Linked DNA regions of Homo sapiens: region 1 is linked to region 2. A link is a loop called in an ENCODE intact Hi-C map of the cell type or tissue named here. Cell type or tissue: endothelial cell of umbilical vein. All regions are shown on one strand. Each heading gives the region's core, and the rest is flanking DNA. Links, peaks and the distances in the headings are about the cores only.

Region 1 (15,599 bases), core at 4,509-12,508, 75 kb after region 2:
ATCTGTAATAAACCTGTTAGTCGTGGTCTGTGAAGGTAATTGGTGGTTTATGGATGTGACTGACCAAGTTCCGGCCAGTTGCTGCCTTGTGTTTTCTGACTGGGGTGAGGTTCTGAACGAGGTGAATTCTGGCAACTCCAAGAGGAGGCACTGTGTTTCGCGTGCACCCTCACATGCCTCCAGCCCACCTCGAGCTCTGTCTCATTTGCTCGCTCACTCACTCACACATACATTATGTGTTAGGAATACCTGTGTACCCTGGCTTTTAAGAGATTACACATAAAAACACAAATCTGAGCTGATTTTTACTTTGAAATAATTTGCCACAAATTCAGTTTAAGCAATTAAAGTGTTGGAGCTTATAACTAAATGTCAATTTTTCTGTTTTTGGGAACACAGGTATTGCTTTTTAAAAAATGCGCTCAGGCCCAGTGCGGTGGCTCACACCTGTAATCCCAGCACTTCGGGAGGCCGAGCTGGGTGGATCACTCTTGAGGTCAGGAGTTCGAGACCAGCCTGGCCAACATGGTGAAACCCCGTCTCCACTAAAAATACAAAAACATGAGCCAGGCGTGGTGGCACACACCTGTAATCCCAGCTACTCGGGAGGCTGAGGCTGCAGTGAGCCGAGATCGCACCACTGCACTCCAGCCTGGGTGACAACAGCAAGACTGCGTCTCAAATAAAAATTTAAAAAGCGCTTATATTTGCAAACAGACATGAGTACATAGTCTTTATTGGTTTGTGCATCCCAAATTCGGAATTATGAAGCATGTAAATGATGCCTGTTTTGGGCTCTGGGATATGAGCCTTCTTTTCATTCACCTCCGTCCCTTTCCCACTCCTTTGCCAGTTGGGCATAAACGATCACAGAAAGGCACTCTGAGGGAACAAAAGTTTGGTTATTCTGTAATAATGTTTTTCATGTTTTAACATGCAATTGTGTGTTTCCTTAGAGTATTTAGTATTTAATTTTAATGAGGACTATAGTGAGAAGTAATTCTGTAGGGCCCATAAATAGATTTTTACACCATGAAGTATCAAGTTTGTTTTTTCTCTTAAGAATGTCAGCTCATACTTGGGGATTTATTCACCCAGTTTTCCATATAATGCCTCAGAAAGATGATAGAGGGGAAATAAGGAAAAGGCATATCCTGCTCAGGCACGTGGTGTGCTAGGAGAGAGCCACGCAGGCCGCAGCGAGTTCACGCTGGCCTCTCCCTGCCCGTTCCTCCTCACGCTTTGCCTTGTTCCTGTTGGGCGAGTTCTTTGCAAACCTGGTCCAGAGTATTGCTGGTTTATCCTGGACCGAATGCTGTCTTCCCAAGGCCTCAACATCTCTGGGGAGTTCAACGTTTTCCGACTCTCAGGTGAAATGGGCTGCATCCTTCAAAGATAGAAGCTGGTTCTGAGGTCTGAGCCTGGGCTGCCGCTCTCATTCACCAGCAGCTCTTGATGTTCCACCTGGAACCTTTGCCCAGGCAGTTGACCTCATCTTTTTCTCTCTCATGGTGGAGACCTACCTGTCAGTACCTGTGTTGTGCTTTGAGGCCCAGACGCCAAGATCTAGAAGGGCCCTGAGAGAAGGGACCAAGTGCCCATGGTGGTGTGAGGTGGAGGGTGGGAAGCAGAGCTGTGGGCGGTGGAGGTGCAGCACTCCCGCCGTGGGCCGTGGCCGCTGTGGGCAGTGGAGGTGCAGCACTCCCGCCGTGGGCTGTGGCCGCTGTGGGTGGAGGTGCAGCACTCCTGCCATGGGCCGTGGCTGCTGTTCGTGGAGGAGGTGCAGCACTCCCGCCGTGGGCCGTGGCCGCTGTGGGTGGAGGTGCAGCACTCCTGCCGTGGGCCGTGGCCGCTGTGGGTGGAGGTGCAGCACTCCCGCCGTGGGCCGTGGCTGCTGTGGGCTGGTCCATCCGTGCCAGACTCTGCCATCTCTTGGCCACTTTTTGTTTGTGCACGTTTGTGCAGAGAGAGTTAACCCAAGGACCTTATTTTGCTTTTGTAGGTATATCATTATGCAGATGAATAGGTGTGTGAGGGGATTAAAGCCACGTTTGCATACGTGGCATTGCTCCCAGTGTTAACGGTGGGATTTATGGGCTGGATGGGGTGGGAGAGGAGGCAGTGGGTGGTCCTTTAATCTGGAATTTTTTTTATGCCATTATCCTCTATTTACAGCTTTCAGAAATCAGCTGGTGTCACTGCACATATGTTTAGAGCCGTTGCTAAGGTGACGAGCCCAGCAGCCCACACAGGCCTTCTGGAACCTTCTGGAAGGCTGGGAAGCTGCTTGGTGGGGTCTGTTCACGTTGGGGCCTTATCCCTCCAACCTGTGAGAATCTGCAGATTGCCCTGTTACAACTTAAATTGTCTGCTTCCTTTTGGTTTGATTGCCTGATTAATAATTTAAAACGAAAAATCCTGTGGTGTATTTAATGCAGAGAGAAATGGACCCACAGCATTGTTTCCAAACCGGGTCTGCTTGCCATGATGGCAGCAGAAGTCCAGTCTTCTCCGCGGATCTCACCCATCTCATTCACCTTAGAAACAGAGCTGTGGGTTTCAGGCTTTTCGCAGTGGAAACCTTGATTTCTTTTCTAATATTGCATATAAACAGTCCACATGACTTGGGTTATGACTTATTAATTTTTTCCTGGGCATATGTTAAAGGATTCTGAAGCCATTTATATTTTAAAAATGTTCTTTCTGGGTGTGTTGGTGAGTCTGGTCTGCTTTGGAAGGTAGAATGTCCGTCCAGGACTCTATTGGCTGATGTTCACTCCCACATCACTGCCCACATTTGGACATTGAAAAGGTGCCTTCCTAAACGTTTTTCAGGTCTGGACTCTCTGAGAATTGGGCAAAAGCTGTGCATCCTCTCCCCAGGACTGTCCACATACCTGTACATTTTCTGTGTGATTTCTGGGGTTTCAGAGCTCTCTGGGCCCTTGTGCCTCTTCCAAGATTTTGTTTTGCCAATGAACAGCCTCCTGTTAGCACTTGAGTTTATAGTTTTTATTTAAATGAAATTTGTTAATTATATTGTCTCTTTTTGTAGAATGTAATCATGTTAGAAAAAAAGATGATGTGCAAAGTACTGTTTCCCCTTGTCTAACCAAGATCTCTTGATAAAAGATTTACAACAGGACTGGGCGCTGTGGCTCATGCCTGTAATCCCAGCACTTTGGGAGGCCGAGGCAGGTGGATCGCCTGAAGTCAGGAGTTCAAGATCAGCCTGGACAACATTGTGAAACCCCATCTCTACTAAAAATACAAAAACTAGCCAGGCATGGTGGCGCATGCCTGTAATCTCAGCTACTCAGGGGGCTGCAGGAGAACCGCTTGAACCCGGGAGGTGGAGGTTGCAGTGAGCCGAGATGGTGCCACTGCACTTCAGCCTGGGCGACAGAGCGAGACTCCGTCTCAAAAACAACAACAACAAAAATTACAACAGAAGACATCTGCCCTAATCAAAAGTGAAAGATGACATGTTTGTGAATGACTATACAGTGTGACATTTCATCAGATATTTTACAAAGCATTTTACAGTTTCTTGCTAGAAATTCCATTTCTAGTTATAAACTTTAGATATGTAAAGAAACAGACAAATACTCATTTTAGTGTTGTTTGTATTCGCAAAAAGTTGGAAAAAACAAATGTTAGTCAACAGGAGAATGGATTTTTCAGACAACGAGGAGCGCACACTGCAGTTGTCATAAGAATAGTAGAACTGCCTGTATCCACACAGATAGACCCCAGAGCACAACTTGAAGGGAAAAGGTACGGCAGGAACCGTCCAATGCGTTACCTGCAAAGACAGCGGCCGGCTTTGGTGTAGGCTTGTGTGTAGCGTGAGTATCAAAGCGCCGAGAGGAATGCTTAGCCCCAAAATCAGATCGACGCTGAGGAGCAGCCACAGCAGGGTGGGGCTTATATAAGGGGCTTCAACCATTATGTAATTTGTAATTTTTAAATGTTAGAATTCTAAAGCAAATATGGCAAAATGAACAGATGGTGGATGTGTGTTTGTATTCTCCTTCATCCTTTTCTGTGTGCTTGAAAAATTTTAAAGGAAACATTAGCTATTGCTAATTTGTTATAAAATGATATGGTTAGAAAATATTTTCTGTGTAGAAATTATAAAATATAATAACCCATTCTAAATAAATTGAGGGTTCGTCTAAATTTCCGAAATGGTTTGTGAAAGAGCCACCTTTATATCTGACTCTTCACATGCGCTGCGTGCACTCAGGGCAGGATGGGCTCCTCGGACCATGGGGCTTTCAGATCTGACCTGTGTGATGCTACCGACCAGCTTTCCCAGTTCTTGGTTTCTCTTTGTTTGTTTGTTTGTTTGTTTGTTTGCTAGTGTAAGCCTTCAAGCAAACCTGGGCCTCTCTTACTCCTTTGGTTGTACTGAGGGGGAATTCAGACATCTCTAGGTCGTTCTATTGCCTAATGCATGATTTTGACCTAAACAGCAAAACTTCACCTTCATTGTGATAATGGACTGAAAAATGGACCTTTTGGCAGGCATCACAGGAAGAAGTTTCTAGATGGGATATGGATTCTGGTGTTGGTGTCCTTGAGAACCTATAATTACAGGGATCCTGGGGGTGCAACGCTCACCCATCAGCGGTTACCCAGGACGTCTGTCCTCCTGGTTTAGAGACTCAGGTCACGAGCAGATGGACTCATCATTCCTTCCTGGGTCCTAAGTCCAGTGAGGCCCTCGGTGGTGACTTTGAGGGAAAGGAGTTCCTCATGTGCTTTCATTATGGGTTTAAATTACGCATTTATATCTGGGTGATTTTTTTGTTACTAATTAGGCTTATTTTGCTCCAAGTATTCATTTGGCAAACCTTTTAGCTAAGAAAGGGAAATGATTGTTTTGCCTGGCTGATTTTCTAAATGCTGAAAAGAGCAGAGATTATTTTTTCTTTTAAACCTGTTTCTACAAAAGCTCGCTCTTTTTTTTTTTTTTTTTTTTTTTTGAGACTGAGTGTTGCTCTTTGCTGCCCAGGCTGGAGGGCAGTGGCGTGATCTTGGCTCACTGCAACCTCAGCTTCCCAGGTTCAAGCAATTCTCCTGTCTCAGCCTCCCAAGTAGCTGGGATTACAGTTGCATGCCACCACGCCCAGCTAATTTTTGTATTTTTAGTAGAGACAGTCATCATGTTGGCCAGGCTGGTCTTGAACTCCTGACCTCAGGTGATTGCCCGCCTCGGCCTCCCAAAGTGCTGGGATTACACAGGTGTGAGCCACAGCGCCTGGTCCTTTTTTTTTTTTTTTTTTTTAACAGAGTGTATGTTAAGTACAGGATTTCCACTCAGGCCCTTTTCAAACCCATGTTTCAATTTTGCAGGTAGTCAGTATTTGTCAGCACCCCTGTAAGCAGGTGGCTGTCCTGGCTTGGTAGGGGAGGGACTAACAGAGACCCACATCCTGGAGGACACAGTGTGGCGCTCATGGCAGCACATGGACACTGAGTGGACGTGCTGGGCTGCAGAGGTCCCACCCCCCGGCACAGTGAGAGTGCGTCTCGGGGCAGCACACCCACTGAAGCTGGGTGCTTGGGGCAGTGTCCTGGGAGCCTGACGGGCGGCGTCCTGGGATGGCCATAGTGGGGGCCCCTGGGGCTCCTGAGTGGCAGAGCGCGACACAGTGGTCCTGGTGTGTAGGGAGTCACCATGATACTGGCACCAGCTGATGTGGGAGGCAGGTCACTGTGTTGCTTGTCACCCGTGGGACAGTGAGCTTGGAAGCTGGACCCTCATGCTCAGCAGGTGCTTGCAGCCCAGGAGCTGTGGTCCCAATAGAGGGGGATTCCACACACAGTAGACTGAAGACCACACCATTAGAGAACAGAGGGAGAGGAACAGGCATTGCTGACTCCAGCCTTGCTCGTGCGACTTGGGCAAACTTGCTTTCCACCTAGGAAAGACCTGCACATTGTCTGCATGGTTAGAATTGCTTAGACCAGGCCGGGCACAGTGGCTTACGCCTGTAATCCCAGCACTTTGGGAGGCCGAGGCGGGTGGATCCCGAGGTCAGGAGATTGAGACCATCCTGGCTAACACGGTGAAACCCCATCTCTACTATAAAAAATACAAAAAAATTATCTGGGCATGGTGGCAGGCGCCTGTAGTCCCAGCTACTCGGGAGGTTGAGGCAGGAGAATGGCGTGAACCCGGGAGGCGGAGCTTGTAGTGAGCTGAGATCGCACCACTGCACTCCAGCCTGGGCGACAGAGGGAGACTGTCTCAAAAAAAAAAAAAAAAAAAAAAAAAAAGAATTGCTTAGACCATGTTCATGTATTGTGCAGTAGGGTTAACAGTGACAAAAACTGTGAGTGTCTGATGGCAAATCCAATGAGACCCAGTGCTCAGCTGGGCTTGGTCACGTGGCGGAGGATTCCGAGCCACCTGAAGTCCTCTCCTTTCTGACGTTTCCTTGGGAGCATTTGGGCATGGGGCTTCCTCCATTAATCTGTGCGTTTGGCGTTTTAATTTGCAGTTTTTTGTTTTTTGTTTTTTGAGACAGGGTCTCACTCTGTTGCCCAGGGTGGAGTAGAGTGGTGTGATCTCAACTCACTGCAGCCTGTGCCTGCCAGGTTCAAGCAATCCTCCCATCTCAGCCTCCCAAATAGCTGGGACTGCAGGTGTGCACCACCACACCTGGCTAATTTTTTTTTTTTTTTTTTTTTTTTTTTTTGGTAGAGCCAGGGTTTCACCATGTTGCCCAGGCTAGTCTCCACCTCCTGAGCTCAAGCAATCCACCTGTCTCGGCCTCCTAAAGTGCTAGGATTACAGGCATGAGCCACCGCACCCAGCCTCCCAGAGTGCTGGGATTACAGGCGTGAGCCACCGCGCCCGGCCTGCAGTTGTTTTCTAATGGAAAGACATTCCTTTATATTTAAAATGTTACACTTGTATTGAAACCCTTTTATCATCTCTCATGTAGTCAGAACATTAGAAGCAGATAGGTAGAGAGTGGGGACTCCTTGTAGGGCGTGCTTTTAGGACAGGCCGGGTCTCCTAGTGCCTGTGCTCCCTGTCGTGGCCCACCCGGGGGGTGTGGTGCCCACAGGTGGCTTTCCGTCCTTACAAAGCGTCACTTTAACCTTGTGTCTCATTGAAGTGCTGGGTTCCCACCAGTGCAGAAGGAACAGTGGTTGTGCTCTTAATTGTAGAGGACATTGTGAGAAATCTGGGCAATGTCCTGCTACAGGAGTCCTCCTGGACTCCGTCTGGCCCCTCCTTCAGTGTTCACCTGGTCCCTAGCACCACAGAAGCCCACAGCAAACAGACTCCTTCCTTCCTGGGTCTTTGAATCCAGTGTGCTGTCTGTGGACGCACACCCGCCTCTAGGTCTGACGACAATCTTGGAGGTGCGGGCAGTTGCGTGCCCTGGCGTGTGTGCATTTGGTGGCTGCTCCCCGGCACCTGCTCCCAGCCAGGCACCAGGTCCAGCTCTGTTGATGTGGCTCTTGCCTGAACCCCTCAAGTCTTGAGTAGCCCACAAGGACAGTGGCTCTGAGCTCCAGAGGTATCCTGGACAAGTGGCCAGAGGCCTGGGTTCTGTGGATTACATGGCAGAAAACCGTGTGGCTGAAAACGATCAGCAAATTAACAGTTAAAGCTTTTTCAAACCAACTGGCAGGAATAGTATCTAAGGTTTCCTGTGATGTTGGCCATCACTTCTTTATTTAGAAACTCTAATAAAAGACCCATCTGAGAGAGTCACAGGGCATCTTGAAGCATGTTGCACGGTCATGTTTGCGGCGGATGCCTCAGCACAGGCAGGGGTCTGGCCAGTCAGCTGCTGGCGTGTGGGGATCCTGCCCTGCGTTTCTCCTAGCCCTTTAGAAGCACCAGCTGTAGGGGAAACTCACAGGTACTCTCTGGGTCAAACCGTAAAACAAGCTTGTGAGAACCCACACTGGGGCCTCTCACTGTCACACACTGGGGCCTGTCACGGTCAGTGATGCCTTGGTCCTTGCTGTTTGCAGGCCCCTGGGCGCTCATGTGCTGTGTCCTGAGGGCTCAGCTGAGGTGCAGAGACACAGACTTGTCATCTTACCTCAGCTTGTGTGTGTGACGGGGCTTTGCAAACCAAAGGTTCCCTGCCAAAGCGACGTCACTCGCTGTTCTGCTACAGGGTCCTGAGGCAGCACGCACAGGCTTTCATGGGAGTGGTATAGCGTTCATAGGGAGAGGAGGGAGAGCACCTGCCCTAACCCACTGCGTACTGCGTGCTAGGTGGGAACCCACTCATCCTGAAGCTCAGGACGGCAGAGACCCCTGAATGCAGAGGCCTCAAGCTGCTCCCATGCTTCTGGGACCTGTGGGACTCACGGATGCCTCGGTGTGGATTTGTTCCTGTGCTGGAAGGAACTGGAGCCCTCTGTGCAGCCCTGTTGCAGCCCCTGCTTGGGGGTGCACTGGCCTCTTCTGGGAACAGGGGTGGTGTGAGGCTGTCACCCGCGTCTCCCAGCCTGCATGGAACGCCAGGACAATGGGGAAGGCACGCACTGAGCTCACTTCCTGTGCTTTCCACAGTGCCCCCACAGGCCGGACATGGGGCATCAGGGTGTGTCCTGATTAGTTATTTGGGGAGGTGGTCAGCAATCAGTGTTAGTCGTTTTTTATTGTTCTTTGCGGTATAACATCCGTGGAGGAAATGGCACACATCTTAGGTGCACATACGATAGAGCTCATGTCACATGTACCTGTGGGATCTCCTCCTGGACCTCCCCTCCACTCTGCTGCTTGACTGTCTGCCTGGCCCCCAGCACCATGGGGCCCTCATGCATGCAGAAGGCCACAGCAGACACACTCGTGTCTGGCTCTTCGAATCCAGTGTGCTGTCTATGGACACGTGCGCCCCGTGTGTTGTGGGCCACCTGGACTCATTTGCTCTTCTGCTGGTGGACACGTGGGTGGGCTTTTTGCAGTTTGAGGGTGTTTTGCACAAGTGAGTGTGGTATGACGTGGTTGGCGGCCTGTGCTGCTCATCCCTGGGGTGTGCCTGGGATGTTGCTCCTGGGCCCTCGTGGATGTGGCCCCTCATGGAGCGTGGCTGAGACTGCGCTGGGCTCTGCTTGCTCTGGGTCAGGGTCTGGCCTACCCACCTGGCTGCTTCTCATGGCCCCATAGCATGCCGCATGCCCACTGCCCACATGGGTGGGGTGTTTTCTCGTCACTTTGCCAGCCTGGAGTTGGACGTGGTGGGACACTCCCCCTTTGTGAGAGGAAGCAGAGCAGTGGAGGAAGAGAGGACTCCTCAGAGAATGGCAGGCTTGGAGGGGTAAGAAGAGCTGGACCCACTCAGAACCTGAGAGGAGGTTGTTTCTGTTCAGTCTTGGGGTACCCTCACATGTCACCAACTTCAGAAACTTGGCCGTATTGGCAGTACACTCACTGGGGGTTGACTCCCAGTCAGCAGGGATTGTGAAGGCCATTGATGAGGGCTAGGCCAGGCATCAGACATTGTCCTGAGCCCGCAGCTTGGGAACAGTGTTTTTTCTTTCTTTCTCTCTCTCTCTGTTTTTTTTTTTTTTTTTTTTTTTTTTTTTAAAACACAGGGTTTCATCATGTTACCCAGGCTGGTCTTGAACTGGGCTTAAGTGATCCACCCACCTCAGCCTTCCAAAGTGCTTGTTTTACAGGCTTGAGCCACTGCACCTGGCCTTATTTCTGTATTTTATAGATTGAGAAACTTAGATATATCTGACCACAGATTGAGGGCTCTTAACCAGTTAGGCCAGCATTTGAATTGTCCTGACTGCTTCCAGTGGTGAGAAAGTAGTTTATCTCTCTGTTCACAACACACGCCCACATACTGGGAACATACTCACAGAATAATACCGTCCCTTTCTGTGATGGTGTGCAGTGCCCCCTAATGTTTCCTGTTCTGTATTATTTCACTTTCACAAAATGGCTTTATTCATAATTGCCAAAACTTGGAAGCAGCCAAGATGTCCTGCAGAGGGTGAATGGATCAGTCAACCAAGGTCCATCCAGACGACAGACTATTACAAGGCCCTAAAAACAGACGAGCTGCCAGGCCTGAGTGAAAGCAGCCCGTCTCCAAGGACTACACACTGTAGGGTTCCGACTCTGACATCCAGGAAAGGGCAAAACTGTGCAGACAGCACAAAGATCAGTGACGCCAGGGGCTGGGGAGAGGGAGGGACGGAGGGTTGTGCAGCAGGAACACGGGGGACCTGGGGCAGTGAAACTACTCTGTATGATACCACAACGGTGGGTCCACATCAGGATACGTTCGTCCAACCATAGACTGCACAGCACCCGGTGGACCCTGAGGTCGTGCGGCCTGTGGGTGATGATGCTGTGTCCAGGGGGGTCTCAGCTGTAACAAACGGCCACTCTCGTGGGGATGCTGAGCCCGGGGGTGCAGGGGAACCCTCTGTACTTCATGCTCAATTTTGCTGTGAACCTAAAGCTGCTTTAAAAAATAAAATATGTTTTATTTTCAGTGTCTGTTTAACATGCTAAAATGATTCTGGAATTGACCTTAGGCATGACCCAAAAGTTGTGATGCATCTTTGACTGGAGTTCCCAGAGCATTGTTGAGCTTGGCCACTGAGTCTGTGACCTCACACCAGGGGGCAGGCGTTTTTCTGCATGCCCCACAGGGGCCCTTCTTCCCTGGGGGTTCCCTGTCACTCTGGGGGACCACGTGTGAAATTCCCCGGGTGCACAGGATGGGAAAATGGCTGAGAAGCGTGGAGCAGCCCCGCTGTTCTGTTGCAGCTCGTTTCTTGAGTTTGTAACTACGTTCTCAACTGTGGACCCTTGCGTTAAAAAACAAAGCAGCCCTAAGGAGTAATAAAACATTTGAGCATAAAGGAAAGAAATGGACGTTTCTAAGGGAATTGCTTGCTTTCTCAGTTGTACCAGGATAACCTCCTTGGAGGTGTGGAGGTGTGAAACTAGGGAGGTCAGGGCAGCGGGGCACTTTCCTCAGAGAGGGCAGTGCAGACCAGGCCCTGCCGGAGGAGAGCCCTGCCTGGTCTCAGCGCCTCTCTCGTTGTGTTTGTCGTTTGCTTTTTTCTAAAGCCATTACAGTGATGATAACTTGGATTTAGATAGTGCTTTTTCATTTAATCCCCACAAAATCCTTTAGGAGAATGGGTTCTTGTCCTCATTTTATAGAGGAAGTTGGTGAGAATCAGTGAGCAGACGAGGCTGTTTTCTTGCATTTGTCTTGGCCTGCAGGTGTCATTTCTCCCCAGAGCTGCGGGTACAGGTGCTGCCGTTGTGGAGGGACGTGTGGAGCTGTAAGGCATCTCTGTCCTCGGGGACTTGGGGGGCTCAGTGTTTCTTTCTGAAAAGGTACAGCCCACCAGAGGTGCTTGGGCCATCCCAGGACTTCACGGAGCTGAAGAGCGTTCACCAGGTGTTTCTCATGAGTTGGGTTTTTAGTTTTTTGTCTGTTTCAGTGTTTATAGTCTGCTTGTAAAATGATCCTTTATTGTGAGGATTCTTTAATACGTAAGGAAGTCATTTCTGTGACACATTCTGCAGCTTCTGGAATTGTGTCTTTTAAGATTATTATCTTTTTTTTTTAATATGGAGATGGAATCTTGCCATGTTGCCCAGTCTGGTCTCAAACTCCTGGGATCGAATGATCCCTTCCACCTCAGCCTCCCAAAGTTCTGGGATTAGAGGCATCAGCCACTGCATGCTACTGAGTTTTTAAATTTTTTTTGAATGTTTTGTGTGCCCTTCTTAAGAGAGAGTGTGGTGAACACAGTGGTGATGACGGTTCCCAGCATGTGGGGCCCACGTGCAGGAGCCACCCCAGCCCGTTAACCCGGAACCAAACCCGAGTCCACACCATTGCATCCGCCGAAAACATTCAAAACCATCACCGTATCTTAGACTAAATGAAAATAAAAATAGCACACAGGCTAGGTGTGGTGGTTCATGCCTGTAGCCCCAATATTTTGGGAGGCTGAGGCAGGAGGATCCCTTGAACCCAGGAGTTCGAGGCTGTAGGGAGCTGTGATTATTTAATTACACTGCAGCCTGGGCGACAGAGGAGACCCTGTACCTAAATACATATCTATAAATCTCTATCTCCTGAATCGCTGGGTGCCTTGAACTTTCTCAGTGTCACCACACACCCAGCGGTATCAAAAGGCTCTTTCCTAAATGTGCCATTTTCTTCAGCAGTTCTTTGTTTGAACTGGTTTCCAAACAGGGTCTACACACTAAGATTCTTTGATGTCTTTTAAGTCTTTAATCTGTAAATTCTCCCTTTGTTCTTTTCTCTGGGATTTTTGCCTGTTTGTCAGAGATCGGGGTCTTCTGTCCCATAGAGTTGTTCTGTCCATGAGATATATGATGTGAACTGTGCATCTAATTTTAAATTTTCTATTAGCCTCATTATAGAGTAAAAAGAAACACATGAAGTTAATATTAAGAATGTATTTCATCAGGCCGGGCGCAGTGGCTCATGCCTGTAATCCTAGCACTTTGGGAATCCAAAGCAGGCAGATCACCTGAGGTCAGGAGTTCGAGACCAGCCTGGCCAACATGGCGAAACCCCATCTCTCCTCAAAATAGAAAAATTAGCCGGGCATGGTGGCAGGCACCTGTAGTCCCAGCTACTCAGGAGGCTGAGGCAGGAGAATTGCTTGAACCTGGGAGGCAGAGGTTGCAGTGAGCCGAGATGGCACCATTGCACTCCAGCCTGGGCGACAAAGTGAGACTCCGTCTCAAGAAAAAGGAAGGTGTTTTGCTTATAATATTTTTCAAAATTTTAATTTTTGTCCTCAGGGCATATGGCACTAACTAGAACTGTACAGTCAAATTACCAGGTTTTAATCAAAAGCCACTGGGGGAAGTTTAAAGAGTGTCCACAGAATCTTTGATCTGCCTCCCTTCAGAAGTGGAGCACCGTTCTCTGCAGAGTGTGGGCTAGAGGTTGGAACTCGCCGAGGAGGAACAGGATGAGGTGGAAGTGAAGCCGTGGGACTTCCGATACAAGAGATGCTGCAGCTTCCTCCGCCCCCGCCCCCCCCCCCCCCCCCCAGTCACTGTACTGGGGAAACCTACTGCCGTGTCACGAGGACCCTCACGCAGCCCCTTGCTTCCGATACTAGGTCACAGAGGTGCCGTGGCTCCCCCCCACACCACCCCATCAATGACTGCACTGTGGAAACCCGCTGCCACGTCACGGGGACCCTCACGTAGCCCCACGGACATGTCCACACATCCGCAGCCGTGTCTGTGCACCAAGGAATTTGGGCCTTCTGCCAGAGCCAGCAGCAGCCCTCCCGGTGTGCGAGCGGCCACCTGGGAAGCAGCCCCTCCCTCTCCACTGGCTCCCCTAGCACCTGACTCACATCCTGAGCCAGGTCTCCCGAGCCTTCCCACCCACCCAGAAGCTGCGTGCTGTCAGGAATGCTCCTGGTGTGGTGGTGGCTGCATGGTCATTGTTGACAAATGCTTTGTGTCCTGCCCCTGACCGGACACACAGCTAAGTGTATTGCTTCCTCTTCCTTTTTGAAGTTGTAGAGATTGCTTTTTGTATTTTTATATTGAATGCTTTAAATCCTTTAAATGTTTAATGTCATTCAAGTATATTTAAATCATTTTAAACATTATTAAAATGTTTATATTTAATGTGAATACATAAACAAAATTTTATGTTTTTACATTTTATTTTATTTTATTTTATTTTATTTTATTTTTGAGACAAGGTCTCACTCTTGTCTGTCGCCCAGGCTGGAGTGCAGTGGTGTGATCTCTGCTCACGGCAGCCTCTGCCTCCCAGTGCCTCAGCCTCCCAAGTAGCTGGGATTACAGGCACGCACCACCATGCCCGGCTAATTTTTTGTATTTTCAGTAGAGAGTTTCACCATGTTGGCCAGGCTGGTTTCGAACTCCTGACCTCAAGTGATCTGCCTGCCTGGGCCTCCCAGACTGCTGGGATTCACTGCACCCAGTCTCATTTTATATTTAATGTTTTAAATGATGTAAAATGCATGATTCCAAAGCCAAATACACAAAACAAGGTTTATGAAAGGAAGCTTACCTCCTACCTCATACTGTTTTTTTACTTTATTCCTTCTTTCTATGGGAATTAAAATTTTTTTCTGTTTCTAGTTAATTTTTTAACAGCTTTATTGAATTACAATTGACATAAAATTCACTCATTTTAAATTTACAGCTCAGTGGGTTTTGGGAAACGTATACCGTTGGGGAAACACCATCACCTAAAAGTATAGACTATTCATCACCCATGGGAGTCTCCTTACACCCCTTGTGTTTTTTCTCCCTTTTTTTTCCTTTTTTCTGTGAAATCATTATAGACTCACAGGAAGTTGCAAAAATAGCAGCATCCCTTGTGCCCTTCCCCACCTTCGCCCAGTGGCCGGGAACATGACATTGGAAGACAGGGTGACCGCCCTGCAGACTTGATTCAGATCCCCCGTCTTATCCTGGATACCTGGTCCTAGAGCCTCCTCGACAGCCACCGACAGACATGAGCCCTCCTCACGGAGTCCCCGCCTGTTTCCCCGAGGTTGGTGGTTTTGTCCTGGAGGAAGCCGTGGGAGTAGAGTCCACAGGGAGTGACCTAAGAGGTGGGCTTTGTGCACTCACTCAGCAGGGGCCTCCGCTGATTCGCCCGTGCTCCTGGGTGCGTCCACTCACTCACCAGGGGCCTCTGCAGATTCGCCCGTGCGCCTGGGTATGTCCACTCACTCAGCAGGGGCCTCCACTGATTTCGCCCGTGCTCCTGGGTATGTCCACTCACTCAGCAGGGGCCTCCACTGATTTCGCCCGTGCTCCTGGGTATGTCCACTCACTCAGCAGGGGCCTCCACTGATTTCGCCCGTGCTCCTGGGTATGTCCACTCACTCAGCAGGGGCCTCCGCTGATTCGCCCGTGCGCCTGGGTGTGTCCACTCACTCAGCAGGGGCCTCCGCTGATTTCGCCCGTGCTCCTGGGTATGTCCACTCACTCAGCAGGGGCCTCCACTGATTTCGCCCGTGCTCCTGGGTGTGTCCACTCACTCAGCAGGGGCCTCCGCTGATTTCGCCCGTGCTCCTGGGTGTGTCCACTCACTCAGCAGGGGCCTCTGCAGATTCACCCGTACGCCTGGGTGTGTCCACTCACTCAGCAGGGGCCTCTGCAGATTCACCCATACGCTTGGGTGTATCCATAGCCATCCCTTTTACTGCTGAGGGGATGCCGTGATGTGAATGAAACCCAGTTTCGAGGACACCGCTGGGACACCTGTTGAAGGGTTTTCCCCATTGTCTATTATCAGTGAAAGTTCTGTGAACATTCGCAAACAGGTCTTTGTGTTCACATGAGGTTCCATTTTCTCAGATAAATGTCCTGGGGTGCAGTTGTTGAGTGGGGCAGCAAGCGCACACTTAGGTTCGTAAGGCTGCCTTGCTGTTCTCCAGAGCAGCAACACCACTTTGCGTTCCCACAGCAAGCGAGAGAGTTCCAGCTTTTCTACATCCTCTCCAGCATCCTTGAGTATTTTGTATTTTAGCTGTTCCGATTGGTGTGCAGTAATATCTCATTGCGGCTTTAAGTTGTGTTTCCCTAACGG
Region 2 (15,599 bases), core at 3,258-11,257:
TGGAGACCAGTGTGTATGGTTGGCAGGTAAGGAGTGGGAGCCTGGTTCGCCAGCCCTGACTCCTTGCCTCCTCCTGGGAGTCACTGGCATGTTTTTTGAGAGGAGCGGCAGCAGTCTCCAAAAAGACTTTGGCCTTGGCTCTGAGCAAGCACGTGTCGCTGTAGGGCAGAGTCCTCCCTCCTTCCAGAGACGCATGGTGAACTGGCAGGTTATTTTCTCTGATATGTGGATTGACAGCAGTTGAAGAGAAAACTTGGCTAAATTAAATTTTCATATTTTGGCCAGGTGTGAGTCATGGTTTTAAAGTGAACATTCCAAAAATACATAATCTGTTTTGTGTTGTTACTCCCAGCAAACGTGAAAGAACCTTTCCTGCAGCTTCTTTCGGGAGCTTCATAGTTTGGTGTATCTGTTCCTTATCTCAGTCGCCTGGAGTCAGGCCACTTTAAAATACACCTGACTGCTTTCTTTCATATGACTGAATTCTTTCCTTGGAAATAGAGGTGAGGTTTGAAGGAAAGGGAATCTGAGATATCCTTGAAAATAGGTCTAGAATTGTCTTCTCTTAATCTGTGGGATGGTTTGTAGTTAGAATGAAGCCAGCCTGGGTAGTGGGCATGTTTGTGATCAGGTGAGACATTTTTCAAGATCTGGAGGTGGACTGAGCCTGGTTGTGATAAAAGGGGTGCCATGGAGGGGCCAGGTACATGGGAAAAGGGGGGCAGCGATGAGGGAGCACCCCACACCCCAGGGTCTGAGCTGTGCCTCTTTGTGAAAAGGATACTGCTGACCTTAATGTATGACAAGGAAAAGCAAAATGCTGCATTTTCTTTTTTTAATTTTTTTTTTTTTTTTGTAGAAACAGAGTCTTGTTACGTTGTCCAGGCCTGTCTTGAACCCCTGCTCTCAAGCAATCCTCCTGCCTCAGCCTCCCAAAGTGCTGGGATTACAGGTGTGAGCCACCACACCTGGCCAAAATGCTGCTTACTAGTGTGAAAAATAAAATTATTAATCAGCAATTAGTGGCCAGGCACAGTGGCTCACGCCTGTAATCCCAGCACTTTGAGATGTCAAGGTGGGTGGATCACTTGAGGCCAGGAGTTCCAGACCAGCCTGCCAACATGGTGAAACCCCATCTCTATTAAAAATGTAAATATTAACCGGACGTGGTGGCGAATGCCTGTGATCCCAGCTAGTTGGGAGGCTGAGGCAGGAGCGTTGCTTGAACTGGGAGGCGGAGGTTTCAGTGAGCCAAGATCACAACACCGCACTTGAGCCTGGGCGACAGAGCAAGACTCTGTCTCTGGGGAAAAAAAAAAATCGATGGATTCAAAATACAGGCTTCTCTGATTAAAGGGGAGCAAGCTATCAGCAACTCTGCTGACAGGACCTGGAATTGGCCTAAATGTCTAGCACTCTAGTGGATTGAGAACAATAGATGTACTGATACTTAGGTTTGATGACATAGGAAATGTTGGCATTTTTGACCATGCCACAGTAATAATCTAAGGTGTTTAATGCCATTTGTCACTTTTGTGAACTATAGATCCTCAGTATTGATTTTGTCTTTTGTTTGCCTGTGGTGGTTAGATTGAATACGAGGAAGGCCCTTAGCATGAGGTCTGTTGTGGCCTCCCATCAGGGAGACTGCAGTGTTGCTACAGAGAGGCCCTGCTGAGCAGAGGTTGGGCGCAGTGTGACCAGAGGCGCCGTGACCCACATGGGCATGTGAGGGCCTCCTGAGGACCTCACTGAGGCTGGTTCTCCATTGTTTTTTTTTTTTTTTTTTTTTGAGACAGAGTCTAGCTTTGTTGTGCAGGGCCTGGAGTGTAGTGGTGCAATCTCGGCTCACTGCAACCTCCACCTCCCAGATTCAAGAGTTTCTCCTGCCTCAGCCTCCCAACTAGCTGGGATTACAGGTACCCACCACCACACCCAGCTGATTTTTGTGTTTTTAGTAGAGATAGGGTTTCACTGTGTTGGCCAGGCTGGTCTTGAATGCCTGTTCTCCATTGTTTTATCTGGCATTAAAATGCAGGGTTTAAAAAAAGAATAGCTTGCCGGGCGCAGTGGCTCACACCTGTAATCCCAGCACTTTGGGAGGCCGAGGCGGGTGGATCATGAGGTCAGGAGATCAAGACCATCCTGGCTAACACGGTGAAACCCCGTCTCTACTAAAAATACAAAAAATTAGCCGGGCATGGTGGCAGGCGCCTGTAGTCCCAGCTACTCGGGAGGCTGAGGCAGGAGAATGGCGTGAACCTGGGAGGCGGAGCTTGCAGTAAACCGAGATCGCACCACTGCGCTCCAGCCTGGGCGACAGAGGGAGACTCCATCTCAAAAAAAAAAAAAAAAAAAAAGAATAGCTGGCCAGGTGCAGTGGCTCCCACCTGTAATCCCAGCACTTTGGGAGGAAGGGGTGGGTAGATCACTTGAGCTCAGGAGTGCGAGACCAGCCTGAGTAACATGACGAGACCGCATCTCTACAAAAAATAAAAAAATGAGCCAGGCATGGTGGCATGCATGCGCCTGTGGTCTCAGCTACTTGGGGAGGCTGAGCGGGGAGGAAGGATCACTTGAGCCCAGGAGGTTGAGGCTGCAGTGAGCTATGATCACACCACTGCACTCCAGCCTGGGCCGCAGGGTGAGACCCTGTCCCAAATAAAGAAGAATAAGAATGTTACAGGTGCTCTGATATTTTTCATGTTGGTATTTGTGTCATTCCCGTGTTTCACTTTGATTCCTTGGGGTGGAATGTGAGCCGTTGAGATGAGATCCACAGTCGCTTCTTCAGTACACGGTGCTGTGCTCTTCTCTCCCATCTGGGCGTGACTTAGGTGCCCAGCTTGGATGGATTCTAGGCTGGTCCTGCCCTGAGGTTGGGCCAGGTGTGGCCGCAGTGACATAGGGTCCCCGACAGCCTTGTGTGATGGGCTGACTGGTGCTAGCTCTGTGGCCCTGGCCCCTCCCTTCCACTCTCCGAGCCTCAGTCTCCTACCCAGGACAGTGGTCACGGTCGTATCTACTGTAAAGACTTCCTTGGAGATTAAATAACACTTTACAGAAACAAAACTGCATGAAAATAGAGGCTTTAAAACAATTTTAGTTTGTAAATTGTTTCTCCAGTATAAAAGTAGTTGAAGCTGACATCTTTCTTGGCAAAACAGAAGGGTTAGTCCTCTCAGGCGGTGCGGCTGCGTGACCCCCGATGACCCCAGCACGCGGTTCCCAGTGAGTGTGGCCGTGAGTGACAGCGGACTGCTGACCCTTGCAACATGTGGGTGTTCCATTTGTGCTTGCTGTGAAATGGGACTTTCAAATTACCTTTCCCAAAAATTGGGGGTTTTGAAAGTGGTTTGTTAATGATAACAAAGGCAGTGTTGTTCATATGAAAAGAGGCTTGGACTTAATGTTTTACATTTTTAATTGACATCTCCATTTAAGATGGAAAAGTAATCAGGTTCTGTCTTGCTGAAATGTTGAACTTGTAAGGCAGGTGCGATCGTGCGCCTCAGTGTCCCCGAGTGCGCAGTCCGAGCAGCTGTGCCTGTGGCATCCTGGAGGGTGTGCAGGCCCGTGGCGGAGGGTGTGCAGGCCCGTGGTGGTGGCTGGGCTGGAAGTCAGCTCAGCCAGAGCCGAGCCCCCTCCGCTTGCTGTTGCTGTGCTGGGGTCCCTGTCTGGGTGGCCAGGTTGGAGGTGGGGAGGGGAAGGGCTGCTGTTTTTGGTACCACCCTCCTGCCTCCCCCCAGTCTGGCCTTGAAAGCAGAGAGAGGCTCTTTCTGGGCAGGCCCCTCTGCATCCTAGGGCGTTGTGGGAGTGCAGAGTCTCCCTGGCACCCTCACCCCTGGGGAGCTTGTCGGCTGTTTCTGTGTCCTGCCGTAGAATGCTCCAGGGGTTCCTGGCGGCTGCTGACAGCCACAGGACTAGGTTTGCAGGTCTGTAAGGGATTTGTAGGTGCCACTGTGAGTTCACTTCCATTTCCTTTATTTTTTTCTTTTTTTGAGACAGTCTGGCTGTCGCCCAGGCTGGAGTGCAGTGGTGCGACCTCGGCTCACTGCAAGCTCCGCCTCCCGGGTTCACGCCATTCTCCTGCCTCAGCCTCCCAAGTAGCTGGGACTATAGGTGCCCGCCACCACGCCCGGCTAATTTTTTGTATCTTTAGTAGAGACGGGGTTTCCTCGTGTTAGCTAGGATGGTGTCGGTCTCCTGACCTCGTGATCTGCCCACCTCAGCCTCCCAAAGTGCTGGGATTACAGGCGTGAGCCACTGCGCCCAGTCCACTTCCATTTTCAACATAAGTTTTTGTTAAGATTTAGAAACAGGTAACACCATACTTCCATTATTATCAAAAAAATATGCGTAGTAATTATGCCAAGATAAATAACTCCATTGTTTAGTAGAATCAGTTTTTATTTTAGAGTTCTGAGGAATTATCTGTGGCTAGGCATCTTTAAACTGCAGTAACTTATAGAAGATGCTGTGTCATTTAAGTTAGACCTGTTCATGTGAAAATGGGCACTTGTGGCTGAGCGGCGCCCCCTCCTACTCCCTCCCCCTCCAGGCTCTGGTTGATGGGCAGAGAGTCCCAGGGCCTGGGGGAGGGTTTGGAACATTGGAGCTCCCCATTGGGAGCTCTGGCTGTCAGCTGTTTTCCCTCATGTGTGCTTTTAGCTGGAATCCGGCTCTGAGTGCTGGGACCTCTGCTGACCTGTGACCTCTGCTGTCCTCTGTCCTCTGCTGACCTGGGAGGCATGGAGAGGTCCTGCTGGGGGACTGAGAATGGCTTTTTGTTTGTAGGTTATAATATTGCGGTTACTGTATTTCTTTTGTTAACTACAGTGATTCTCATGGGGCCAGTGTTTTATTTTTTTAATACCATCATTTTTTACAGCTGGCTTAAGGGAATTTTTTCCTCTATGTTTTTGTATCTGAGGGTGAAAAACATTTTGCCTGGATCTAGCAAAAGAGTACTCAGTAAGTTCTATTTAAATTGAAGTGAACTTTATGGATGCAAAAACACCAATGTACCTTTTTCCTGTCCTGCTTGTTTCTTCCCAGATGTAATTGGGTTCCTGTAGCAAATGGGGTAAGGGCTCTGCGTGTCTTAATACATCATTGCCACCAGAAGGCCCATTTACAACTTGCTTAGATTTTGTTGAGAAGAAGAGGAAGGTAGGAGGAAGGAGATGGAGGGTCCGGTGTGGCCTGAGCACCCCAGTACCTGGCTGAGGGGAGGGATGGGGCACGGCCAGGAGACTCTGGGAGGCATCTCAGCCCAGTACCTGGCTGAGGGGAGGGATGGGGCACGGCCAGGAGACTCTGGGAGGCATCTCAGCCCAGTACCTGGCTGAGGGGAGGGATGGGGCACGGCCAGGAGACTCTGGGAGGCATCTCAGCCCAGTACCTGGCTGAGGGGAGGGATGGGGCACGGCCAGGAGACTCTGGGAGGCATCTCAGCCCAGTACCTGGCTGAGGGGAGGGATGGGGCACGGCCAGGAGACTCTGGGAGGCATCTCAGCCCAGTAGCTGGCTGAGGGGAGGGATGGGGCACGGCCAGGAGACTCTGGGAGACATCTCAGCCCAGTACCTGGCTGAGGGGAGGGATGGGGCACGGCCAGGAGACTCTGGGAGGCATCTCAGCCCAGTACCTGGCTGAGGGGAGGGATGGGGCACGGCCAGGAGACTCTGGGAGGCATCTCACCCCAGTACCTGGCTGAGGGGAGGGATGGAACATGGCCAGGAGACTCTGGGAGGCATCTTCGTTACTGGCCATTGGATTCCTCAAGTTCTGCTGAGAATTCTAGTCTCTTTTTTTCCCCACTCTAGAATAAGGATCTTAATTATTTATTTGTGTTGTCCATTGGGAAAAATGATTTGGGATGTGCTTACTGTCAACAAGGGGATAGTGGTGGGTTCCGAATGTAAACTGGCCGTAATCCCAGCACTCTGGGAGGCTGAGGTGGGAGGATTGCCTGAGGTCAGGAGTTCGAGACCAGCCTGGGCAACGTGGCAAGACCCCATCTCTCCAAAAAATACAAAAATTAGCCAGGCGTGGTTGTGTGTGCCTGTCGTCATGGTTACTCAGGAGGTTGAGGTAGGAGGATCTCTTGAGCTCGGGAGGCAGAGGTTGTAGTGAGCTATGATCACACCACTGCACTCCAGCTCTAGGTGACAGAAGGATTACAAGAAAAAGAAAAAAGGAAGAAATGTAGACCATCTCGACAGCAAGATGTGTAGCGTCTGGCCCAGCCAGGGCAGCCTGCTCCTCTTCCGGTGCAGTCAAGGTTTCCCACCGCTGTGTGCAGGGATTCTGAAGGCAGTGCTGGCTGCTGGCACAGGGCTGCAAGTTTGAAAGAGAAGTAGAGCAAAAAGGTCCCTGGGCCCCCGTGGTGGCACCAGCACACACGAGAGGGGATGTGGTGGAGGGCACCGTCATGGAGGCGTGGCCCTGGGTGTGGACAGCCAGCGTGGGCCCGAGCCCCTGTGCTGCTGCCTTCTGCCCTGGCCACCCTTCTCTCTGCAGGCAGCTTCAGGAACCTGCCTCCTGCACTGGCCGCCCCTCCCTCTGCAGGCAGCTTCAGGATCCTGCCTCCTGCCCTGGCCACCCTTCTCTCTGCAGGCAGCTTTCAGGAAAGCGCCTGTGGAGGCCGGGCAGCCTGAACATGTTGACTTTGGCAGCAGGAGCTGCCCAGCTCTGCTTATTCTGTGGCCCAGTACATAAGGCTCTGTGTAGAACACGTGTTCACGCACATGTGGTTTCTGTCTTGCCCTGGCCACAGTTGGCCACTCCCCACCCCCTTCTGTTAAGCTTCCCATGGGCTTAGAGGGCTCTCTGCCTGGGCATGGGAAAATAAGGGAAATGAGAAGCGAGGGTTCTTTGTAAATCCAAGGATGCTTTCATAGCTTTTGGTATCGTTGACGTTTTGCTAAATGGATGATTTATTTATTAGGAAAAATAAAACTGGGATTCTTGTTCATATCTGATGGTGTCAGCACGTCAGCAGGATAGCAACTGCTTTAGGGACCTGCTTGTGTCTGGAGGGCAGAACCAGAGCAGTAAGCAGAGGGCAGAGGGTGGCCTTTGTAGCCCGGGGGCAGGTGTTTCCCTTCCGTGGCTCTGCGTGGTTCCTGACAGCCTCAGCTCTGCAGGGTGTCTTAGTCTGGTCTGAGGGCTAAGACCATCACTCCCAACACCAGTGTCCATGAGTCTTTTTCTGTTTATTATCTCCATTTCCTTGGTACAGTCAGCCTTTGTTTAAAATTTATTCTTGCTTGTTTTTTGTTAGTGGGAAAAGTTTCTAAATATCAAATCCTGGTGGCTTACTAACTACAGCTTTTGGGGATGGGCTTGGTGATGATGTTATGAGGCTTTAGGTGACACTCAAAGGGCCGTACCCACCGGGTTGGCATCTGTGAGGTGCCTGCTCCGTGTGAAATTCTGCCCTGTAGCTGAACAGCAAACTGTGTTTTAAATTTAGATTGAGGCTGGACGCGGTGGCTCACGCCTGTAATCCCAGCACTTTGGGAGGCCGAGGCGGGCGGATCACGAGGTCAGGAGATCGAGACCATCCTGGCTCACACCGTGAAAACCCGTCTCTACTAAAAATACAAAAAATTAGCCGGGCGTGGTGGCGGGCGCCTGTAGTCCCAGCTACTCAGGAGGCTGAGGCAGGAGAATGGCGTGAACCCGGGAGGCGGAGCTTGCAGTGAGTTGAGATTGTGCCACTACACTCCAGCCTGGGCGACAGAGCGAGACTCCCATCTCAAAAAATAAATAAATAAATAAATAAATTTAGATTGAAATTGAGAAGTGAGCAGAAAGATGCCAGTTTAGATGTGATCAGATTTTGTTAAAGAAATCCTATAAAATGCCAGGATATTTTGGCCTAGTAATACTGTATTCTAAACTTCAGTGTTGTAATGGAAACTTTTAGTAACACGACAACCAGTTTTCGTGTGTGTGTGTGTTTTGGTACAACAGGATCTTGCTATGTTGCTCAGACTGGCCTGGAACTCCTGGCCTTAAGCAGTCCTTCCTCCTCTGCCTCCCAACGCTGTGTGATTACAGGCGTGAGTCGCAGCACCCAGCCTTTCCTGCTCTTGTGAAAAGCTAGCTGTCTTGCTCATCTCCCTCACACCTGTATGTTTTTATGCTGTGGGCAGGGCCGTGACGTGCACAAGACGACCCACAGGAAACCCTGGCTGCAACCCACGGAGGAAGAATGGCCTGAGGATGGGGACCGCCTTCCCACCCCACCCCTGTTGATAGGTGGATCTTGAACAGAGTTGTGTTGGTGGCTAGGAGTGCTAGAACCTGTGGGGGTTTGAGCTTTCTTGTAGCCTAGTGATTTATTCTAACACCAGGACTTGGTCTGAGTCCTGTGGAGGCGGGTGGAATTGCTGAGGGAAGCTGTCATCAGGTGTGTGAGCTCATCTCATTTCCTCAGACCGTCGGCTTCACCTAAAAAATCTGTTTTCTGCTCTTTGAGGGGCCTGATACCTGGCCCCAGGGCTCACTGGCCTGGGCCCCCAGCTTCCCTTGGCTGCTCTGGCCTTTTGTGCAGGTGGCTTTTCTGAATTCTCTGCTGTGGCTGTGGCTCTTTTTGGTTTTGCTCCCAGAGGCAGGGTTGGGGCCGCCTTTTCTGTATTCCTCCTACTTTTAGAAACCGCACTCCACAGCGGCCTGTTCACTTGTATTTCCCAGTAACTCCTAAGGTCTGTGAGAGGCACATGCTCTGCTAGATATCTTCACTTATGTTCTCTTTTTTTCCTACAAAATCCCAGAAAATTGCATTTTCCTTATTTTTATTACAAGAGGAATGTAGGCCTCAAAAGATGTTTAGGAAGTAGGGTTTGAATTCAGGATTCCACGGCTGATCAGTGAAGTGAGTGAGTGAGTCCCGGGGACTCTGAGGCCAGAGGTGGTTGTATTAGCGCTGGACTCTAGGGAGGGTGGCAGGGGGTGCGAGGAGGGGCTGCTGTAGCTGTGGGCACGGCTGGGACGTCTTTCATGCTCTTCCTGAGGGTCTGAGTGTGTGTGGGGCAGTGCTCACGCTCGTCAGCCTGGGCACTGGCTGTTACACTCCTGCCAGATGCAGCTGGCCTGCGGTGTGCCAGAGCAGGGTGAGGGAATCTGGGTCGGCCACTTGCCACCACGCTCAGGGTCAGGGTGAGGCCGTTTCTAACGGCCTGTGTACCTGCCATCCTCTTCCTCCTCTGCCCAGGCAACTGGGTGCTGATGCTGGCCTTTCTGTGCATCAAACCTGGTGGTTTTGCCAGCTTCACGCCTCTTTGTCCTGGTCACCATGTCTGTGGTAGCCCAAGGCTAAAGTGAATGTGGAAGGGCTGCCACTTCTCTAGGGTGGAGAACTGGGCTTCTGAGGGAACAGCGCTGGTGTGAGCTCTCTCAGGGAGTTTCTTGGCCGAGTATCTGTATGCATCCAGTGCTTGCCACATAGTGCAGCCTTCTGGGGCCATGCGCAAGTCCTTCGAGCTGTCTTGGCCTCTCTTTGCCTGGCCAGTGGTCACACATGTGCAGTGGCTTCCTGTTTGAGTCTGGGACCAGCTTGAGGGCAGGGGCACTACCACTGCATGGCAGCTGTAGCTGGGGAGTGACCACAGTGATTTTCCACACTTCGCTATAGATGTGTTTGTTCTTTACTTAAAAACTTATCAGTTTGGCTTTTTGAAGTTAATGGAAGACTGAGTTTTACTATGTGGACAAAGGAGTTAATATTTCTTCTTCTTCTTTTTTTTTTTTTTTTTTTTTGGAGGGAGACAGGATCTGACTCTCACTCAGGTGGGAGTGCAGTGGCCGGATCACGGCTCATTGCAGCCTCTGCCTCCTGGGCTCAAGCGATCCTCCTGCTTCAGCCTCTCAAGTAGCTGGGACTGCAGGGGCACACCACAATGCCTGGCTAATTCTGTGTGTGTCTATGTGTGTGTGTGTGTGTATGTGTGTTTGATAGAGACGGCGTCTCGCCGTGTTACTCAGGCTGGTCTTGAACTCCTGAACTCAAGCAATCCACCTGCCTCGGCCTCCCAAAGTGCTTGGATTGCAGGTGTGAGCCATGTTGCGCGGCCCAGAAGGAGTTTGTTTCTTAGGTGTGTGCGGCTGTCGTGCAACAGCCCTGACGAGGCGAACGTGGTTCCTTTTTGGCTTGGGGCAGGGGCCCTGCTGGCAGGAAATGCTGGGAAGGGCCTGGGGAGGCAGCCCAGTGTTGCTGGGGCTTCCTGCTTTTATCTCGTTGTCTCTTTCTTTAAACCTCTGGCCATATCATCTATTCATCTTTTCCTTTTAATTTTTTTTTCTTTTTCCCCCCGTGTTCCTTATATAAAAATATGAGTCTTTTTCTGTCAGTCCTTTGCTGATGTTCCTCGTGTGCCTTCTTAGGTCATTCTTTTCTGTCTGCGTGTTCTTTTTTTTTTATCTTTTTGAGACGGGGTTTCGCTCTTGTTGCCCAGGCTGGAGTGCAGTGGCACGTCTCAACTCACCGCCTCCTCCGCCTCCCGAGTACCTGGGCTTCACCAGCCTCAGCCTCCCGAGTACCTGGGGTTACAGATGCCTGCCACCATGTCCGGCTAATTTTTTGTGTTTTTAGTAGAGACAGGGTTTCACCATATTGTCCAGGCTGGTCTCAAACTCCTGACCTCAAGTGATCTGCTCCCCCTTCCCCTGGCCTCCCAAAGTGCTGGGATTATGGGCGTGAGCCACCACGTCCGGCCTGATGTTCTTAATGTTGCTGATTTGTCTCCTGTTCCCTTTTCCTTTTCCCCTTCCATATTCCACAGCTGTCCTTTCTGCTGCCTCCCGGAGGGCACCCTGTCCTGGACACAAGGCTTTGTCCTGTGCTGTGGGTCATGCTTGGTGGGATCGCTTATCAGCGTGAAGGAGGCACTGAGGTCCATCTTCTTCAGAAGTCTGTCCTTCCTTCCTCCAGGCAGATGCCGGCATCACAGTCCTGGTTAACTAAAACCCTGTGTCTGATGTCCTGCCCTGGGCCTTCCTTGTCTCTTTTCTGTCCCCACCCAGACCATAAGCACTGGGGAAGCACATCTGTCTTCCTCGCTGCAGCCTCTGGTGCCTGTGTGTCTGCGTGCTGACACCGGGCATGGCCAACGAACATGTTGTCTTGTCACGGTGCACGGTGGCTCCTTTGCCCGTGCGGCCTTCTCAGCAGCTGCTGCTTCTCCTCTAGGACTGACCGCAAGTCTCAGAGCGCGCCGGCTGGTGTTTTGTCGCCCTCAGGAGTGTGGCCGAGGCCCAGGTGTGGGTTTCCCGTGCCCGCCGTGACCTGGCAGTGAGGGTCTGTGCTTCTGTCAGTGCCGTTGGCCTGAGACATGTCTGTCCTGGAGACCAGCACGTGTGGGTGCCGACTCTCAGAGAGCCCCTTGCTCACAGCACCAAACCCCTTGCTGTGTTTTTATTATTAAGAAATAGAAAACAAAGGGCATAACCAGACTTAGGACTTTGGTGATTTTCTGGCTGAAGGTTTTTTTTTTTTTTTTTTTTGAGATGGAATCTCCCTTTGTCACCCAGGCTGGAGTGCAGTTATGCGATCTTGGTTCACTGCAGCCTCTGCCTTCGGGGTTCAGGTGATTCTCCCACCTCAGCCTCCTGAGTAGCCGAGATTGCAGGTGTGTGCCACCACGCCCGGTAAGTTTTTGTCTTTTTAGTAGAGACGGGGCTTTACCATGTTGGCCAGACTGCTCTCGAACTCCTGTCCTCAGGTGATCTGCCGGCGTTGGCTCCCAAAGTGCTGGGATTATTCTTGCTGGAGCTAAGTTGGGATTGACTGCAGTGCATCCTTTGTGAGGAGCGCTGGGGGAAGGTGTGAGGAATTTGACCCCTAAGCCCCAGGGTCTGGCTGGAAGGAGGAGCTTCGTGGACAGGCCTTGAGGACGCTTTGGTGCATTTCCTGAATTGTCCCTGTGAGAACATGCCTTATCTGCAGCAGTCAGGAAGGCTGATAGGAAAGTTACCTAGAAAGCCGGGCATGGCGGCTCAGGCCTGTAATCCCAGCACTTTGGGAGGCTGAGGCGGGAGGATTGCTGCAACCCAGGAGTTCGAGACCAGCCCGGACAACATAGTGAGAACCCTGTCTCTACCAAAAAAAAAAAAAAAAAAAAATGAGCCAGGTGTGGTGGCACGTGCCTGTAGTCACAGCTAGTTGGGGAAGCCGAGGTGGGAGGATCGCCTGAGCCCAGGAGGTCGAGGCTACGGTGAGCTCATATCACACCACTGCACTCTAGCCTGCGTGACAGAGCCAGAACTTGTCTCAAAAACAGTTACCTATGTGACTAGAGGAGCTGTTTTGCAAATGTGCCCTACAGAATACAGTCATGCCCCACGTAACGGCATTTTGTTCCACAACAGACCGCATATGTGGTACCTCCTTCCACAAGATTTTTTATTTATTTATTTTTTTGAGATGGAGTCTTGCTCTGTCGCCCAGGCTGGAGTGCAATGGCGTGATCTCCACTCACCGCAACCTCGCCTCCACCGTGACACCAGGTTAACTGGTGTGGGCAGTTGTCCTGTGAGAGCGTGTGACGGGGCGTCGGGCTGTGTTGTGGGCCATGGCTCTGGTGGGATGGGAGAGGAGAAGTTTTTAGATGTTTCTTTTTGGAAGTCTGATTTCAGTTTTATTTAAAACAACAAACTACATTTATGGTGGTCTGTGGACACGATGTTTGTCCACGAGTTCACTTTACTGTAAAGGAAAGAACATCAACCAAGCAAGAGTCAATAGTGTGATTTACAGTGGTTCTTTTATTGTGTAGTACATTCAGCGTCAAGGTGGCATTTGGATCCATGATGCCTTCATCCTCAGAATGACCTTGCGAGGTAGGCGTGGCTGAGCACATGGCCAGCTGGGCCTGTCCCTGCCTGTTCTCCAGGCTTCACCTCTGTGTGCTTGTAGGAAGGTTGAACATGCCACTTTGTGGCATCCAGAGTTTCTCGCCCTCAGGATCCATAGTAGTGACTGCGTCTGTCTTCTCCTGACCTAGGCATTAGCCTGATAGAGTGCTGGTAACTTTGCGAGTCAACAGTGTTTTCAAAAGCAGCTTTTCCTTCTCTTCTCTTTACCCCATACCCTTCAAACTGTTGGCTCATTTTCTGGAGGACACCAGAATAACAAAATAATATTTTGTGGCTATTAATCCTTTAAAAGCAGAGGAAAATTTTTCCTAGCAGGAGACATAATAGGGTTGTACCTTTTCAGTGTTTTCAGTGAAGGCAATTTTTTTCATGCCCTTTGATTACAAAAATGTATTCCTTCCTGCACTTCCATTTTCCTTAGTTACACAGATGTTGATGTTCTCAGAGTCTTTGCTGGTGATTTAGTGCCTTGGTGAGGGTGGATAGGAGACTAGAACAGGGTTCTACAGTCGGCCAAACTGGGCTTCCCCTCTCAACCCCATGCTGCCTGAGGCTGGTGGGTCGAGCCACCTGTGGGCTGTGTCCATGACTGTCTGTTGGTGCTGAGAGGACTCCTGATTCTTCACAATCATGTGCCGGGCTAGCAGCTTATGTGATGCAGCGTTTGCTCTGAGAGTTTCCTGTAGTTTGGAATTTTAGTTATAAGTTTGCCATAGTTCTGAGTCTCTTGCATTCTTTCACCCTATTTTAGTTTTATAATCTTGCTCCTTTCTGTGCCCTATAATATAAAGATGTGTTGTTGTTTTGCTTTTTTAAGAGACAAGTCTTGCTTTGTTGACCAGGCTGGAGTGCAGTCATGGCTTACTGCAGCCTCAACTCTTGGACTGAAATGATGCCCCTTCCTCAGCCTTCCGAGTAGCTGGGACTCCAGACGCATGTCACCACACCCGCCTAATTTTTTTATTTTTACTTTTTTAGAGGTGGGCTTGCTCTGTTGCCCAGATTGGCCTCAAACTTATGGCCTCAAGTCATCTTCCTGCCTCAGCCTCTTGAGTAGCTGTGATTAAAGGCACGTGCTGTCGTGCTCACCTAAAGAAGTGTTTTGAAATCCCTTCCCGGGGAGGCAGCAGGGCTTTTATGTAAGTGGTCTCTGGTCTTTGTCTGTTTGGTGGTGTACTTTTTTTTTTTAAGCTACTGTCATTGCCCAGTCGTAGTTGAGCGTGTGTCCAGTTGCTTTATGTGTGGGCTTCCTGGGGGTGCCCTCCCAGAGCGCGGGGCCTCGCTTACTGAGAAACTTCCTCGGGACTTGGGTTCCCCGCTCTGCCCTCACCTGCGTGTGCTCTGCTGCTTCCTATCCTCAGACAGATGAGCTCCTCCATGTTCTTCCACGCGGTGCTGGGGCCAGTCAGGAGGGGCCGGTCAGGAGGGGGGAGCAGGCCACACAGGATTGCTCACAACATGTGCGTGGCTGGTGTGAGTGAGTGCGCATCAGATACTTCCTGTCAGTGCCCGTAAAGCAGAAGAGAGGGAGCGGATCAGGCCCTAGGGAGTGCGGGGTCCACCTGCCAACAGGAAGTTTCTCTGTAGTGTTTTACCTGAAAGCACGAGGGCACGTCACGCTGAGAGGTTGATGATGTGTCCACGTGCAGTGATGACAGCAGCGTTCCAGGCCACCCGCCACCACGCAGTTGAGCGAGGCAGTGCCCATGTGGAGCCTGGTGTTTGATGGTGGGGCTGAGGTGACTGGCCTTGCTCTAGAGCTGGAGCCCAGGCGGAAAAGAGGTCTCCACTGGCAGGCTAGGTTGCCTGCTTTGTTGGGAGTGGCGCAGTGCTGGCCCTGATGGGGCTCCTTCCCCCGGGAGAGCCTGGAGGGTCTGCAGGCCCCACCCCGCCCACCTCCTCCCGCAGTGCCGCCCCCCCAACCTCATTCCGCAGAACCCCCACCTCACCTCATCCCACAGAGCTGTCCCCTCACCTCACCCTGCAGATACCCCCTATCTCACCCCACAGAGCCCCTGCCCCCTCTCCTAACCTCGCAGAGCCACCTCACCTCCTCCCGCAGAACCACCCCCTTCACCTCACCCTGCAGTGCTGCCCCCCCCACCCACAGCTCACTCAAGGCTTGAACTCCCAGGCTCAACCAATCCTCCCACCTCAGCCTCCCGAGTAGCTGGGACTCTGCTGGTGTGCGGCACCATACGCAGCAATTTTTAAATGTTTTTCTAGAGGCGGGGTCTCCCTGTCATTCCCAGGATGCTCTTGAACTCTTGGAGTCAACCGATCTTCCCGCCTCGGCTTCCTCATGTGTTAGGTACAGGCTGAGCTACTACCTAAATTTAAATTGATGTGCCTACCGATTTAAATAAGCGCTCAATCCCAGATACCTTATTGTGGCTGGCTAAGGTTAGGAGTTCATGTGAACTGTACATTAGTATCGCTGAGACAAGCCTCGTTCTTTCTACAAAGAACTGGCGTACGTCACGTGTAGGCACCCAGATATAATTGGTTCCACATTTCGCCTGCCTTTGTTGGAAGGGCTGTGCTTTCATGCAGTGAACTGTAGGTCGTCCTCCTTACTCTAAAAGTTACACAGATTCAGTGCCTTATGGAAAAGTCAGGATTTCCATTAAAGAGGTCCATGGACAGAGAGTGAAACTTGGTGTGGGGGTCTTTCGGGGCTGCCGTGATAAATCACCACAGACCAGGAGCTTTCACA

The links. A loop is a pair of places that touch in the nucleus more often than their neighbours do. Peaks named below come from ENCODE experiments on the same cell type or tissue, not always from the same donor. Only the 100,000 strongest peaks of a DNase experiment are listed, where the experiment ranks them.
Region 1: a loop joins it to region 2, with 2.4 times the contacts of the local background. A loop is called at or near these places in 5 of 110 quality-filtered maps.

The regions. Positions count from the first base shown.
Region 1 is chr16:89,328,119-89,343,717 of GRCh38, reverse strand. The region is part of intron 2 of ANKRD11 (ankyrin repeat domain containing 11); the gene reads left to right. The region is part of intron 1 of LOC128462377; the gene reads left to right. Among named protein-coding and RNA genes, the nearest start is that of ZNF778, 120 kb to the right of the region's middle. RefSeq lists silencers at 6,656-6,859, 7,907-8,036 and an enhancer at 12,786-13,309. In endothelial cell of umbilical vein, for the core only: CTCF peaks have their summits at 8,564 and 9,894 (motif pointing left); a DNase peak (open chromatin) is centred at 9,847; H3K27ac peaks cover 2,052 bases.
Region 2 is chr16:89,402,023-89,417,621 of GRCh38, reverse strand. All of the region lies in intron 2 of ANKRD11 (ankyrin repeat domain containing 11), which reads left to right. The region is part of intron 1 of LOC128462377; the gene reads left to right. Among named protein-coding and RNA genes, the nearest start is that of ANKRD11, 81 kb to the left of the region's middle. RefSeq lists enhancers at 6,263-6,532, 12,534-12,583, 15,233-15,599. In endothelial cell of umbilical vein, for the core only: no CTCF peak of the experiment used is centred there; a DNase peak (open chromatin) is centred at 6,661; H3K27ac peaks cover 1,940 bases.